2 separate regions of the Homo sapiens genome follow, and region 1 is linked to region 2. A link is a loop called in an ENCODE intact Hi-C map of the cell type or tissue named here. Cell type or tissue: PC-3. All regions are shown on one strand.

What was found. Hi-C counts contacts between places; a loop is a spot of excess contacts. Peaks named below come from ENCODE experiments on the same cell type or tissue, not always from the same donor. Only the 100,000 strongest peaks of a DNase experiment are listed, where the experiment ranks them.
Region 1: it touches region 2 in a loop (2.6-fold over the local background); 3 of 110 quality-filtered maps call a loop at or near these places.

Annotation. Positions count from the first base shown.
Region 1 is chr12:28,933,886-28,941,885 of GRCh38, forward strand. No RefSeq gene overlaps it. Among named protein-coding and RNA genes, the nearest start is that of FAR2, 210 kb to the right of the region's middle. RefSeq lists an enhancer at 4,897-6,096. In PC-3, no CTCF peak of the experiment used is centred here; DNase peaks (open chromatin) are centred at 3,516 and 7,486.
Region 2 is chr12:28,995,893-29,003,892 of GRCh38, forward strand. No RefSeq gene overlaps it. Among named protein-coding and RNA genes, the nearest start is that of FAR2, 150 kb to the right of the region's middle. In PC-3, CTCF peaks have their summits at 3,134 (motif pointing left), 3,333 and 4,200; a DNase peak (open chromatin) is centred at 3,109.

The sequences.
Region 1 (8,000 bases), 62 kb before region 2:
TACCATTGTAACAAATCAGCAGTGCATAGCTGGAGGTTTCAGAAGAGAGATCTGTTATAAACTCAGGCACCTGTGTTTCTCCTAAATTAGAAATTACAGTCCTGGATGAATCACTAACATTTACTTCAAATCCACTTCCAGAGCCCATCCCAATTACATGCCTCTACATGGAATGGTTACATTGTGGTGATGGAGGCCTTTTCCTGGGTCTGTGTTCCATCAGTTTTGAGGAGAGCATCCAAAATATTTCTGTCGTTCCACACCTCACCTGCATGGGCGGAGTGAGAATCTGATATTGTGGGCATATGTGTACTCCTGCCGCGCACACCTGCACCTGCAGAGATCCCACCTCATTTATATGGGTGAATGAAACCCAGGGCAGTTTGTGTCTATTATTTCACTATCATGGAGATTGGCACTGTAACTTAAAAACCTTGGCACTCTCAAGTGTGAATAGATTCATGTAACATTAGTCAGTCTCCTTTTTGTTTATAAATCATGATAGTATCTATTTCAATCTCTTCCACTTGCATACTGCCAAGACTTATTCAACTGATACGCGTTAGTCAGGCCGAGTACTAAATGAATTAACATTGTAGTAACTTTAGGACATTCAATGCGGTGTGTTTTATTTTAGATAAACAAACTTGCCTATAAACATCCCAAAGTTAAAACATGTTTTTAAAACTAAAATTTGCTAATTAGATGCTCTTTTGTCTGTAGGTAATTTCTTCTGAGTAAATATGCATTCATTGTATTTGAAAATATATGGGGTTGAAAATATTCATTCTCAGGTCCCCTTTTTGTTGGTTTTATCAGTACTTTATTTCATAGAGAAAAGAGATTTATATCTAGTTGCTTGTGTCTCAAATTTGGGGTGTCAAGTAACTTATTTATATTTTTAGCTGTGCCCTGAGTCTTCACTGTTGATGGCTGTTTGATAAATAACATCAAGAAGACCCATCCCTACTCTGCTGTCTTAAAGTATGTATGCAAAGGTGATTCCACAAGCTAGTAAGACTAGTAGATGTTCTTATGTGGCTCAGTAGGGGTTCTCATTTCTCAAAAACAAATTTTTAGAATGTGGTTACCATGTTTTGATGTTTAGAATACGATGTAAAGAGCTTTAATAGACTAACTTCCAGCATTCGGCTTGACATAAAATCACAGTAGTTCAAAGAACCTTCAAATCACGCTGTTGAACTATATTGTAATAAAAAAGGTGTCACAGTTGGGACCTGAGATTTTTCTGTGAGGGACCATGTCTTCCTGACCACACTGGTTTCAGCACAGAGTGGGGCTATTATTAACCAATCAACATAATTCTGATTCAGCCCCCACCGTCAGAAGAGGGGAAGCCTAGGCCAGGAGCAGCAACGGTGGCATATACCTGTAATCCCAGCACCTTGGGAGGCTGAGGCAGGAGGTTCACTTGAGCCCCAGGAGTTTAAGGCAGGCCTGGGAAACATGGTAAGACCATGTTTCTACCAAAAAAAAAAAAATTATAAGTTATCCAGGTGTGGTGGCACATGCCTGAAGTCCTAGCTACTCAGGTGGCTGAGGTGGAAGGATCATTTGAGCCCAGGAGTTCTAGGCTGCAGTGAGCTACGATGGTACCCCTCACTCCAGCCTGGATGACAGAGCAAGACCCCATTTCTTTAAAAAAAAAATAGGGAAACCTAACCCAACTCTAATTCTTCCTCATGGGTCCCAGAATGCCCTAAGCTGGGTTGCTTGTCATCCTAATATTATTCTCACAATCACCAGTCAATAGTCTTCTCTTTTTCCACTCTTGAAATGAATGTCTTAGATTTCTGCTTTCACAACCTGCATTTCTTCTCCCCTGGGAGAGCCTTCTTCTGTTTCTGGCCTGGGTTGTTTGTATACCCAGACCTTGCTCCCTAGATGCCCCCGCCCCTCCCTTCTCACTGTTGTTTTGTCAAGATACTCTTTGGCTGCTAATATTGGCTCTGTGATGTAGAGCCCAATCTGGACATTGTCTTTATAGGTCTTATTTTGGGATATTCATCAATTTGTTCAACAAATATTTATTGAGACACTACTATGAGCAAGCCATTGTTCTAGGGGTCTAAATATTCAGCATAGAAAAGAAAAGCATGAAACCTGTTTCATGGATATTACGTTCTCGTAGGAAGTAAGCAATAAGTAAATAAACACACCGTTATGATTTAGGTAATAATAAATATTTTGAATAAAACTAAAGCAATAGAGACTATCTGGTGTGGGAGAGTAAAAGTGGGAAATTATTTTGGATAAGGTGAATCAGGAAAGGCCTCTATAAGGACGTAACATTTAAGCAGAAACTTGGATGAAATGAGGAAGGAAGCCAGGTGCATATCTAGGGCAGAGCCTGCCAGACAGCAGGGAAAGCCAGTGCAGAGGCCCAGAGGCTGTGGTAGGTTTGGTTTGCTAGAGAAACAGCAAGAAGGTCACAGTAGCTGGAGCAGAAAGGGGGAGACAGAGCAGGAGGAGATGGAGTTGGTGAGGAAGGAGAGCACTTTGTGTAGGCTTTTGTTCCCTTGGCAGAATTTCAGCCTTATTTGGAGAACAGTGGAAATCGGCCAGAGGATTCTGAAGAGTGGAATAATGTGGTCTTCATAGAGCCAGTTGTGGCTTGAAGCCTTCTGTCACTTCTCATTATAACCATCCATTCTACCATTATTTCTTCCAGTATGATCCAATAATCCTTTTAGTGAAGGGAGGATAAAAAATCCTTTATACTTATTTTGTTACAATAGCACATAAGGAGCATCCCCTTACACTCCAATGTTTTGCAGCAATTTTTACATACAGTCCTACCTGTTATAGGCCCTCTCCCTAAGTCCTTGGGTCAGAGGTTGTGAGATTTTGGAAAAAAAGAGTAACAGATATTCTTCTGTTCTCAAAATTCTCCTTTTAATCTCACTAGTTGTTTATTGTCCCTGGAATAATGTTTCCCAGTGAGTCCCCTTCTGTTTCCAGGGTCAGGGTTCTCCTCACCCATGCTGTTCCCTGGCAACCTTTCCGAAAAAATTCTTGGGCAGGCCCATCCTTCTTGTCTTCGAGATAGAGGAGCTTATGCCAAGACTCTGGCATCCTTTCATAATACATGTTCAGTGTCAACCCTATTTGCTGTGGCCTTGGAAAAGTCTTGGTCTCTGGATTGGTGAGTCTTGACATCAGTTTATTATTGGCACCTAGGGATTCTCCTGTATCCTCTACGTGACTCCCTCCAACATTTCAAAAGACAGTATTCTGAAATGTCTTGGAGAATAAACCAAATTGTCAAATTGTCTTTCTTTGGAGATTTTACCTTCAGTTTCTTACCTTCAAGTCTTCAAAGAAGATGAAGATTTTGGAGCAATATGATACTTTACATATTATTATACTTTTATTTAATATCTGTTTTTCACCCAGTCATTGTTCATTAAGCAAGTATTTATTAAAGTGACTCTGTACTGAGGAATGTGGTGAAGAATGAGGTGCAAATGTAAGCTGAGAAGTCAGGGATGAGAGCGTGTCTGCGAATGTAAGCTGAGAAGTCAGAGACGAGAGAGTGCCTGATAAACACATGGACTCATCCAGGTTAATTGCACCACTGAGGATCTGTGCCCATCTGTAGTTTTTGCTGTTATTGTATTGCTTTTGCAAAGAAAAACCTGTTGATAATGACTTAGGCAATAAAACCTTCTACCACTCTGTAGAAATACAAAGAATAAAATGGTTCTCATATTTGATCAGCAGCATCTTTAGGTATGATTAATCCGTCAGCCTGAAGAGTTAAGATAGAAAGTGATGCTTTTGCTTTTTACAAGGAGACCAACATGCCATTCTACTAAGGTGCTCAAATGTTTTCTGTTTTTCCAAAGAAAGGTTTTCTGCTAAACAGATCCCTGACTTAGCTCTACTCTCCAACAGTTTTCAATTTTATAACTTTCTACTTGTTCTTCCTTGAGGGTATTTTTTTATACAAATGTTTGATATGTGTGTTCCATTATCAATAGCCTTTTCGTTGTTCAAGGAGTTAGTTCCTTCTCCAGTTTTTATATCATTTCAAAGTTTCCCTCTTTTCCTTTGTTTATAAAGTAAAGAATATCCAAGTAAATCTTATTTTCTTCTCCATAATGCTATCCTCTGCTATAGTGCATACTGAATTCTGCTTCTGCACAAACAGAATATAATAATATATCCCTGCCTTCCCTCCGCATTAAATAAGTGGATATTGTGACCACGGATACTGGTCATAATTTAATTTGAAAAATACTAATTGTTCAAACTTACTTGAAATAACACAACCAACAATCCTGCATTTTCTTTAATGATCAGGCCTTTGCATTAGAGAGAATGAGACACTCCAGAGGGGAGACTTGCCTGGACCTGCGTGGAGCTGCTCTGGCAGTATAGGGAAGATACCCCTGCTACAGGCAGTTCATTGCTACCGCCTTCATCAGACAACACATGGACGGCAAGATCTTAAAAACATGTTTTTACTGTTTTGAACTAATTTCATTCTGGAAAACTCTTATTGCTGCTTTAAATTTTTTTTTTTAATTGTCCTATGACTGCTTTGAAATTGCTCCTTTCTGGTCCTCTCCCTTCTGCTTTCATCACTTGCTCATGGCTTTAGGGACATTTACATTTTGGACAATTATTTAATTCCATTTTCAAATCAGGTTTCTGAGTGCTGCATTTTTACTCCATTGTTATGTTTTGTTTTGTTTTGTTTTAACCTGTTGCCAGAGGTGCCACATGGGACTGGAACACACCTTCTGCCAGACACAATCCTGAATTCATTAACTTGCCATTTCCTTTGCTCTTGATGGGACCTGACAGACAAGCACCTCCATTAAAGGAATATTTACCCAACACCAACATCTGCCAAGAAAAACAGAAGGAAACACAGAAAGGCAAAGAAGTGGGTGGGGGGACGCATGTGTTTAGAGATTGGAAGAGCTTTTAATGAAAGTTATTGTTTGGGAGTCTGGAATCATGATTCCTGCTTTTGCCAGAAGTGTCTCGTCAGCGACCTAAGATCGAATATCTGAGCTAAGGGGAAAACCTTGAACTCCTCAATTCCGAGACAACATGGCTTAAAATCAGGACAGACTTCTGACAGGGAAATTAACATTGTGATCTCAGCGGGAGTCTCTGTAGGGTGGTAGCCCACTGGACTACAACATAATCTCTGGTAATTAAACACATTTGGCCTCTTTCGTGTGTGGGAGAAGTCACGGATGAGCAAATCGGAGGATTTGATTTTATGCTGGAAGGAGGGTGGTCTTGCTAAGTCGGGGTCAGCTATCGGGCAAGAAGGCCAGGGCAGAGCCTGTAGTTTGGCTGACTGACATAACCCCTGGGTAATCAGAAAACTGAAATCATGCCTTGACATTCTCATCATCTCACAGTCCCAGAATACGCAGGGAGAGGGGAATGAAGGTGCAGTTATCAGCCTGGGCTTATGTACAGCAGAGGCCAGCCTCGTTTCTCTCTACCCACTGGGTTTCTTCCCAGTGGCTCCTTCTGCCGCAAAACCAACAAACAAAATACAGACAATTTTTCTCTTTCTCCTTGTCTCTAACACTCTGAAAGAAAAAAAGACTTTCAGTGAGTGAGGGAAAGTACAGAAAGTAAGAGTGATATCTTTCTTTCATTCCATTCTATAACATAGATGATGTGACCTTGGCTTCACCTTTCCGAATAATCCACAGTCAGCCATGGGAATAAGAAGCAAGTTATATGAGTCACACCTTTTAGAAACATTGTGTGTCACAGCTAATTGTTGTCCTCTGTCATGAAGAACTATCCAGAGGCCTCAACTCAGGAAAATTTCCGTTTGGGCCAGGACTAACTACAATTCCTCTACTGTCTTTCCAGAACCCCTTGTCCTCCACACTCTTCTGCAGGGACCAGGAGAGCCAGTGAGGAGGGTCACTGGACTGCTGGAGACTCAAAGCTCAGAGGAAGAGAACCAATAGAAGGGCTCATCACAGAAGCCTGAGCCTCTCTTTCTTCTCCCCTATGATTTAGGCTCCTATACACAATGGTGTTCTAAGCCCGATAATGTTGAGGGCTTCTCCCCTGGGTCTTAGACCTTGTTTCACAAGACCCTAACTCTCCATGCTGTACAACTGCAATTCCCTGGAATGTTAAGTGGTATCTCATGAACAAGCGTTTCATAGTCAAACAAGTCCTTCTTCACTGAAGGACTTTTCTAAATCTTTGTGATGCTAACATGCAATGCAAAACTGAATTCCTCAGTAGGTAGCATTTCCAGAATATATTTGACCATGAAATAGTACTGTCATGATAACCCCAAATCTGCCAGGACTAGAGCTATGAGAAACATGTATAAGAAAGCAATTATGAGAACTCCTGTCTGCTCTCTAAAAATACAATATTATGATCAGAGGAAGTTATAGCTCTGTTGGATTTGAACAATTACAGTGAATGTGAACTATTACAGCCAGATCTTCACATTTTAGTTCAAAGGATATGCTCTGAATTCCCTGACTATATGTGGTCCCTTAATTATATACTCTGTTGGCATGGCTGAATAATATAGTTTGCTATCTATTGATATACAGTATATACCTGAAGCATGCTAATTGTTTAATTAATGTCATGACTTGCATCAGAGCTCTGTCCTCAATCTTTTTCTTTTCAGTGTTTTCATCAGTGGCTTTAATGAAGTGGTAGAATGCATGATTACCAGATATACTGAGGACCCAAAACCAAGGCAGATAAAAATTTTGTTGGATGACTGATATGGTTTGGCTGTGTCCCCGCCCAAACCTCACCTTGAACTGTAATAAACCCCACTTGTCAAGGGCAGGGCCAGGTGGAGATAATTGAATCATGGGGTCAGTTTCCCCCATACTGTTCTCATGGTAGTGAATAATTCTCACAAGATCTGATGGTTTTATAAATGGGAGTTCCTCTACACAAGCTATCTCCTGCCTGCCGCCATGTAAAGCATCTCTTTGCGCTTCCTTCATGTTCCGCCATGATTGTGAGGCTTCCCCAGCCATATGGAACTGAGTCCATTAAACCTCTTTCCTTTATAAATTACCCATTCTCAGGTATGACTTTATTAGCAGCATGAGAATGGACTAATACAATGACAAAGTGTGGTCTCAACAGACATTGGAGACTGATAGATCAAATCCATTAAGCTAAAATATAGTAAGGGGAAATTTAAAGTCCTTTCCTAAAGCCCTCAAGCTATAAGCTGAAGATGAAGAAGATATGACCAACTAGCTCATATGAAAAATATTGAGTGTCTTTAATTGACTACAAGTTCAATATGGGATAATGACGAAGGGCTTGAAGCCACATGAAGGTTAGAGAAAGTGTGTGAAATACACAGTTTGAGGTAAGTTGAAGACCATTTGCATAATGTTTAAAAATCTGTAAAAAGGAGCACAGACTTGAGTGAGGTTATGTCCATAAACACCCCATCCCCTGTGAGTGAGCAAGCGAGTATGTGCAAGAATGTGAATGGGTGTCACACCCTACACTCCCCTGTGCAATAAGTGCAGCATGACTCACTGGAATTGTAATTCAGAAATTGTTATATGTTTAAAAAATATTCATAACATTATCTTCCAAATTCTTATAATTCTGGTTCATGGACAAGTCCCAACACTGTCCTTGGCTAACTATGCCTCTGTAACTGGTCCTTACCATTCTGTTTCTATGGGCAAGATGTTTACTAAGATCTTACAGCTGCGTTTGTATGACTGTCACTTCTTCCTGGCTTGCATTTGTGTGTGTGTGTGTTTGTGTGTACATTAAAGTTGGTGTTTCACTGGAATTATAGTTAGATTATACTCACAAGCGAAAGCAATCATTTTGTCTCCGCCTTCATCAGCATTACTCGTTGGAGAACTAAAATGCTAGTAATGATAAAAATGAACATTCGTGGAGTGCTTAGGATGTGCTAAGCATTGTTGTAATTGTTTAACATAGATTATGTCATTTAATTTTCACAAGAACAGTAT
Region 2 (8,000 bases):
AGAGGAAAGGCCCCCTTCTAAGACTCGAGGCACCTTCCTGTTTGCTTGGCTGCATTTTCACAATCTTTCTGAAAAATCAACGGTCTCCCTTTCAGCCTCCCTGGGGGAAGGCTCCAGCAGTCCATGGGAGTACTGTGTACAAGGTCTGTGAAATGAAAAAATTCACAAGAAAACAGCTTTGGCCCAAGCTGCTTTCTGTTAACCTTGGGTATGCTCTTCTGATTTGAAAGTCGGAAAAAAGAAATGCCATATTGTTTCCTCTCAACTTCTCTTACCTTGCTTGGCATAGAGTCGGCTAGTTTAGACCACCTATCATGCAGACCTGCCTCGGAAGAAAAGGCTCTCTGATGACAAGAAAATCCAGAAATTTGTGAAGCAAGAATGCTCTTTAATGGAAATACAAAGGATACTTTATAATTTACAAACTTCTTTATTCTACCTGGTCCCTTATTTCAATCTAATTGGCAATATCTCTGTTCCAAATTTTAGATCTTGAGCTCAGAGTTAACAGTTATTTTCTGTATGATTCTAAAAGGGTGAACTCTTTAAATGATTATTGCTTTTCTAGCTCAGGTCCTGGATGTTATAAGCTGTGTGCCCAGAGACTCTTCAAGGTTATTCTGGTGTTCTATGCTATTCAAGCTTCCATATCCAGAAAACTATCTAACCATGTTATGATAAAGCAGTGCCAAGAATGAACAGAAATTGTTCTCTGGCTTGTCTAAATGTGTATAAGCCATGCATAGAGATAGTTCCTCTTGTCACTGTCACTTATATCTCCATTTAAACAATTTTCCTTATTCTGTGCCTCTGATGATTGAGAAGTTTAAGTTTTCTGTGCTTAATCTATTTCAAATTTCAAGATAGAGTACCCAATTCTTTCAGGCTCATTTTCATCTGAGAAGTTTCTATTTCATTTCATAAAGGCATGTGTTTGCCATTTAGCCGATTTCACTTGGCCCAGAGCACCACCGAAGTCCTCCTGGTGATGCAATGTCACAAAGCATGAGTCCAAACCTAGTTGTGTCAGACGACATAGGAGGGTTCGGTTCAGACTTGCTGACTGCACTTACTGAGAAAAACCCACATAGGCATTTTCCAGAAATACTGACAATTAGCTTAAATTGAACAGAGGATAAGGCTAAGCTCTCCGAGTATTACATATCCATTTCCTTGGTTAGTCAATTAAATAATTAATAGAGTGGTGCAGACGCGGTTGCCTCGACTCTTAGTAGCCCACGTCTTAAAGGCCTTCCCACCTACAGTTATTTAGCCATGATGATGGCTCATGCAGTAGTTGAAATCTAGCCAAAAAGACTTACTCTACATACCACCCAAGCAGAGTCCCAGAATCCAGGCCATGGGTGGAACTCCAGAACATGAACTTCCGAGGGTGGGGTTTTCTGAGATAAAAGCAGCAGAGACTGGTGTTGGCAATTTAATGTCATTAGAACCAAACCACAGAGACAGACATTGCTGCCTACTTCTCTCCCACTGGGGTGGAAAATTGCTGTCAGGCCTATAGGTTGGTGGGTATTTAATTGACTTCTGACTGAACTAGTCAAACCTGAGCCAGTAGGAGTGTCTGCTCTACTCCCAGGATTTGGCTTGTGGTCTTGTTCCTGACTTTTGAAATTCATAACATTAAACCACTTGGGGCTGGGGGGACATGATTCCTTGAAAAGCCTACCAGCTAATCTAGCAAGACCCATACAGATTTCCTGCCAAAAGACCTCAAGCATCTAAAGCCAATGCTGGAGTGAGTGAAAATAAAAATTACAATATCGGTGGGACCTAGTTACTTAATGATAAGTACACATAAGGAAAAAATGTGAATGGATCTATTTGCATTACCATCAACCACTCACTTGGCAAACCTGAGTCCATTGCTTGCCTACTCTATGCTGTTGTACTTCAGTCTCTACATTGAAAACAATGATTTCTACTCAAAGGAGTGCCAAATGGTTAAGCAGACCAAGAACCTCCAAGTGAAAAGACTGAATTTGATTGGTCACCTTGACGATGTGCTTTCCGTTAGCGCTCTGGTCTTAAAAGCATAGTACTGAACCTGATATTCAGCATCCCATTATTGTCAATTTTTTTCCTTTGTTCCTGATTGTACACAACAGGGAAGCAGGTGACTAGTTCTTGCGTTTACCTGATTTTGTCCTGAAGGACATTACCCTCTCTTGATTTCTTCTGATGAAGATAAGTATCCTGTTGAAGATCATTCCAGAGTTGGAGTGACTTACTTTTTAATGAAATAATTCTTGTTTAAACTTTAGCAGGATTTTTCATTGAGGAGACCCTGTTTAAAGCTCCACTTTAGTTTCCAAACAACTTTCTAGCAAGATAAACCTTCTGAATTCATTATTCTAAAGCTCAAGTACTTATGACCAATCTAACACCACATTCTGTCATGCTTTTTGGTACATTTTGGAAGGCTCAGACTTCATCCAAAAAATCTCATCTTGCTGAGATAGGAAATTCTGCCCTTCACAGTTTATTCCACTGTATTCAACATTTCCCCATCTCTCTGTATTTTAAGCTGTTAATGTATCAGGCAGGGAAACATAGTATCCAGCAGGGAAAAGTTGTAGCAAGCTGAGAACCCATTTTGGCTGAGAGCAAACTGAAACCTCCTTGATCACCCTGGTGGGCCTTCCTCTGCATTGGGGTGAAAAGCCAAGACACCCACTTTGAGGGATATCCCGAGGCTCCATCAGTGAACAAGTCAGGTCCTTGCTCTGGCTAAGGCCTCGGCTCCTAGATCAAAGTCGAAGATAGAGGGCAGTGAGCAAACAGGGCATAATGCAAATGCAGTGCTCTAGGTCAGAAGTGCAGGTAGATTGACTGAATTATGTGTGGGCTCAGGACATGAGAAGCCACGTGTGGGCGGCCTGGCCTCAGGGGTACATAAAGAACTGTGTGGCAAGATCCTTATATGACCCCTGCCCAAAGTTGACTCAATCTGTTCCAACCAAATGTTATTCATCCTTCATTTGTAGGAGTGACATAGTTACTCACAAACTCCCAAAGGCCTGGAGTTAATCAAACTTCAGAAAGAGACCGAAAAAAGAAAGTGTTTAAGTAATACCTGGTGATTGTCAATAAAACTTACAGTGGGGAGCCCTCCAGTGGCAACTGGAAAAATTGAACTCTGATCAGTTTGGGCACCAGTTAGTCTCTTAGAAAAGGTACAACCAACATCACAGAATTACCTATTAATAATACCCAATCATGAGATAGCATCTAAGCTTAAGCTGGAAAGTATCCCGAAAAGTGGGAAAGGGAATCTTTCTATCCTGAGACTTTGAGTCACAACCAAGGATAGAAAGTTGGTGTTGCTGTTGGACTTCTGGGTTGGTTCTGGCTCTGACACTTGCAAGGCAAGGTACGAAACCTTGGACCCTTCCTGCCCACTCTGTCCTCTCAGTTCCCTTCTCTGTTCCTCTGCTGCAGCACTGTCATGAGGATGTAATGAGATATGGGAGCTGGCCAACTCACACACAGAATGTGTCCTAAGAATGCTAGTTCCATCCACCTTTCCTAAGATCATAATTTTTAGTTGTACCATGCTTTGGACCTTACAAAAAACAGAATTGAGTTGTTGTTTACTTTTGTAATTAAATGTTGTATTCCAGTTTGTTCCATGACTGAGTTTTGCACTTCTTTGAATTCACTAACTGATGTCTACTTATTTACATGGTTAACACTGGTAAATATTGATTATATTCAGCTAGTTTTTAAACAAGTATTTCCTTAGGGTCTAATGTTTCTCAGATACTTTGATTGGAATTCACTTGCATCCTGAGCAAAAAGATTAAGAGTTTCTCTCTCTTTCTCTCCCCACTCAACTCCCCATTTAACAAAAATAAATAAATAAACAAAAATAAAAATAAAAATAATAACATTACCTATCTCACCTAGGGAGATCTGGCCTAAGATAATAATTCCACACTCTTTATAAGAACCAGTGGACATTAAAGAACTAAAATTAACCTTCTGCTATGAATGCTGAAATGTTTCTACTCATGAAAACTCCCTTGCTTCATATTTATCACTAGATACTATGAGGAGCTGTTATGAGTTTTTTAAGCTCAAAATTATGTTTCAAATATTTCCATTTCTTAAGTCTTTTCTATTGTTTCCTAGCAGTGGTGAGATAAGATGAGGACACTCTGAGAATACCAATGAGTAGAAATAGGGCACACACAACTATCTTGATAAAAGGTCAACGGAATAGGTAAAAGCAGTGAAAAGATATGAAGAGGAAAGAAAGATATAAAGTAGCAAGATGGAAAACACAAAGCAGTTCTGAAGGTTACTGCCCAATCCCTGCATATTAAGCATTTGATGCTAGAGACCTTGAGTTGAACTCATTGGGTGAGTATCAGGCCTGGCATAGCATGAAACAGATCCAAGTTCAGAGGCTGTAGGATGAAAAAGAAGAAAAGATACAAGCAATTGTGGCTAGAATGCTATGGGGTCCAGAACGTCTTCATATGTATTATTGAAAAGTGGCAGATTGTATTTTCCAACGATGGTCATGGCACTATCACCCATCTCGACTAATCTTCTACAATATGACCTTGTCATCTCCCAATAAGAGGTGGAGTCAAAGCCGGGCTCACGCCTGTAATTCCAGCACTTTGGGAGGCCGAGGTGGGCAGATCACGAGGTCAGGAAATCGAGACCATCTTGGCCAACATGGTGAAACCCCGTCTTTACTAAAATAATACAAAAAGCTAGCTGGGTGTGGTGGCACGTGCCTATAGTCCCAGCTACTCAGGAGGCTGAGGCAGGAGAATCGCTTGAACCCGGGAGGCGGATGTTGCAGTGAGCTGAGATCGCACCACTGCACTCCAGCCTGGTGACAGAGTGAGACTGTCTCAAAAAAAAAAAAAAAAAGAGGTGGAGTCAAAAATTCCCCTCCCATTGAATCTGGATGGGCTTATGACCACTTCTAGTAATACAGTACATTAAAAGTGACATGGTGAACATCCAAGGCCAGGTCATAAAAGGGAATGCAGCTTCCACCTTGTTTGCTAGAACTCTTGCACTGGGAGCCCTTAAACTTCCATGTGGGAAATCTGATCACCCTGACACTGCCATACTGGAGAGGCTGCCTGTCAGTGCTCTGATGAACTGCAGCCATGTGAGTGACCCATTTTGGACAACAAGACAATTGAGCTTTCAGATAATTGCAGCTCCAACCAACATCTGACAACATCCGCATGAGTGACCCTCAGTGAGAACTACCTAGAAAAACCCTGCCTGCTTATGAGTCAGAGCATGTGGTGTTTGGTTTTCTGTTCCTGTGTTAGTTTGCTGAGAATGATGGCTTCCAGCTTTATCCACGTCCCTGCAAAGGACATGATCTTATTCTTTTTTATGGCTGCATAGTATTCCATGATGTATATGTGCCACATTTTCTTTATCCAGTCTATCATTGTTGGGCATTTTGGTTGCTTCCAAGTCTTTTCAGTTGAACAATGAGAACACATAGACAAAGGGAAGGAAACAACACACACCAGGACACAGGGAGGGGAACAACCCAGGAGATGGAGGGCAAGAGGAGGGAGAGCATTAGGACAAATACCTAATGAATATGGGGCTTAAAACTTAGATGACAGGTTGATAGGTGCAGCAAGCCACCATGGCACATGTATATCTATGTAACAAAGCTGCACATGTATCCTGGAATTTAAAATAAAATTAAAAAATTATAAACAACAACAACAACAAAAAGAAAAATCCTGCCTAAATTCCTGGCCCACAAATCAGGAGCAGAATAAAATGGTTGTTTTAAACTGCTAAGTTTTGGGAAACTTGTTATGCTGCAATAGTATTCATTATAATATGTGAAGCTGGTGAGCTATCATTCCCATTTTAAAGATGAGAGTGGGCTTGGATAGTGTTAAGTTCTCGAGATTTATACAAAGGTGCTTTGATATGTAAGTCCTGCTTAAATGACCTCCTGGACTACAAAGATCACTTGTGGGTGAGGACAGTGTGTGAGGAGGATCGTAGTATAGGGGTCAGGAGAAAAAGAGGGCTGTAATTCACATGACTAGAGAAGGCTCCAGATTAGGTGGTGACATTTGAGCTTGACTTTGAACAATAGGATGGATTTTGTTTTGAAGAATAAGTGTCATAAAGAAACACAGATGGAACTAGGAAGTGGTTTTTTTTTGTTTTTTTTTTTGTTTTGTTTTGTTTTGTTTTGTTTGTGACAGTGAAGTCTTTAGGCAACTGATTATCAGCCTCTCTGGTCATTCATTGCTTACTATCATCTAAAGTCAAGCTGACCATCAGCAGACCAGCTGAACAATTCCACAAGGAAGAGCAACAAGTCTTTGAAAATGCCCACAACTACCAAGGGATGCTCCCCTTGCAACATCTCCAAGTCTGAGATTTCTAGGGTTTTAAAAAAAGATCTGCAGTATGAATTCTTTGAAAAGTATTTGCAACTCTCCTTAGAACGCTCAAAAAAAAAGCTAAAAAATTCTCATTTCTATTTTATGTTTGGTATTTTATATGCTAAGTGCTTATTTACAATGTAGCATAAATCAAACTGGAATCAATGGCAAATATTATTTATATCCCAGGACTTGATATCTGAGATGTCCCAATTGTTGTTTTGGTTTTGGTTTTTAAGATAGTGGTTTTAAAATTCAAGGCAATCTCTGTTGCGTATGTGGCATTTTAACTTTGAAAAGTAATTACTTTTCTTTCCTTTTTCCTTCTCTCCCTTGAAAATTCCCACTTTACTAATTATCAGCTTATAGTGGTAACTTGATTCAGCTGATAGCAGCTGATAACTTGATCAGGATAATCAAGGAAGCATTTTATTTTAAAGTATCAAAAGAAACATTACAAAACAGCATTGTAAAATGCATGAAAAATAAGTGAAGATCACTAATGAAAAAAATTGTTTAGATACCATGACTTATAATGCCAGTGTTATAGCTGAAACTGCTCTTTTATATAATGACAGTAACTTGGAAGAAAATACATTTAACTGGGGAGGAAAAAAATCTAAATACAGCTGATATGTCTTGGAAAACACTACCCTAAGAGGCAAAGTTATCTGAAAATTCACCAACTGAAGCTATTCTGTTCAATTTGGTAGCTACTAGCCACATATGGTTATTTAAATTAATTTAAATTAAATAAAATTAAAAATTTAGTTTCTCCATTTCACTAGCCCACTTCAAGTACTGAATAGCCACAGGTAGCTATTGGTTACCATATTAGATAAGGTACGTATCAAATATTTCCATCTCCACAGAAAATTCTATTGGACAGCACTTCTCTAGAAATATAGCTATTTCCCTTGGTCAATCTTGAGGCAGAGTGTGGGAATGGTTTGAAATAGAAAGAATCTAATAATTCCTGAATTACAATGCACTATTTATTTGCTGTGGAGGGTGGGGCATGTAAATGCCACAAGAAAGTCCTTATTTTATATTAACTTTGGCAGAGGGGTTGATAAGTTTGAAGTGTGACTGTAATCTTTTATTTGTTTTGAAAATTTTCATCAATTTTTGGTTTGTGAATGAATATCCAAATAAACTGCTAAGTCAATAGGCCAGTTTTGAATTTGGAGGGCATTTAGAAATTATAATTTTATTTCACATATATGAGATGAGTATTTGTTCATAACTTCCCCTAAATCTGCCCAGAAAACAAGTAAAAAATTGAAAGACAGTAATTGTTTTTTTCTAAAATTAGCACTAATATTCAATATATAGACCCAGTTGTTTGCCTTCTTTTGCAGTTCACCTTTCTTCACCAATAAATTTTATTTATTCATTTATTAGGTTGGTGCTAACAAAACTGCCGTTTTTGCCATTATGGCAAAGATAATGGAGACTGACACAAAGATACTTTCCAAAGTATCTTTGTATCAATCTCCATTATGGCAAAACCCGCAATTAGTTCGCACCAACCTAATACTCACTCAATGAATGTTTGAAGAATTATTTGTAAGACTT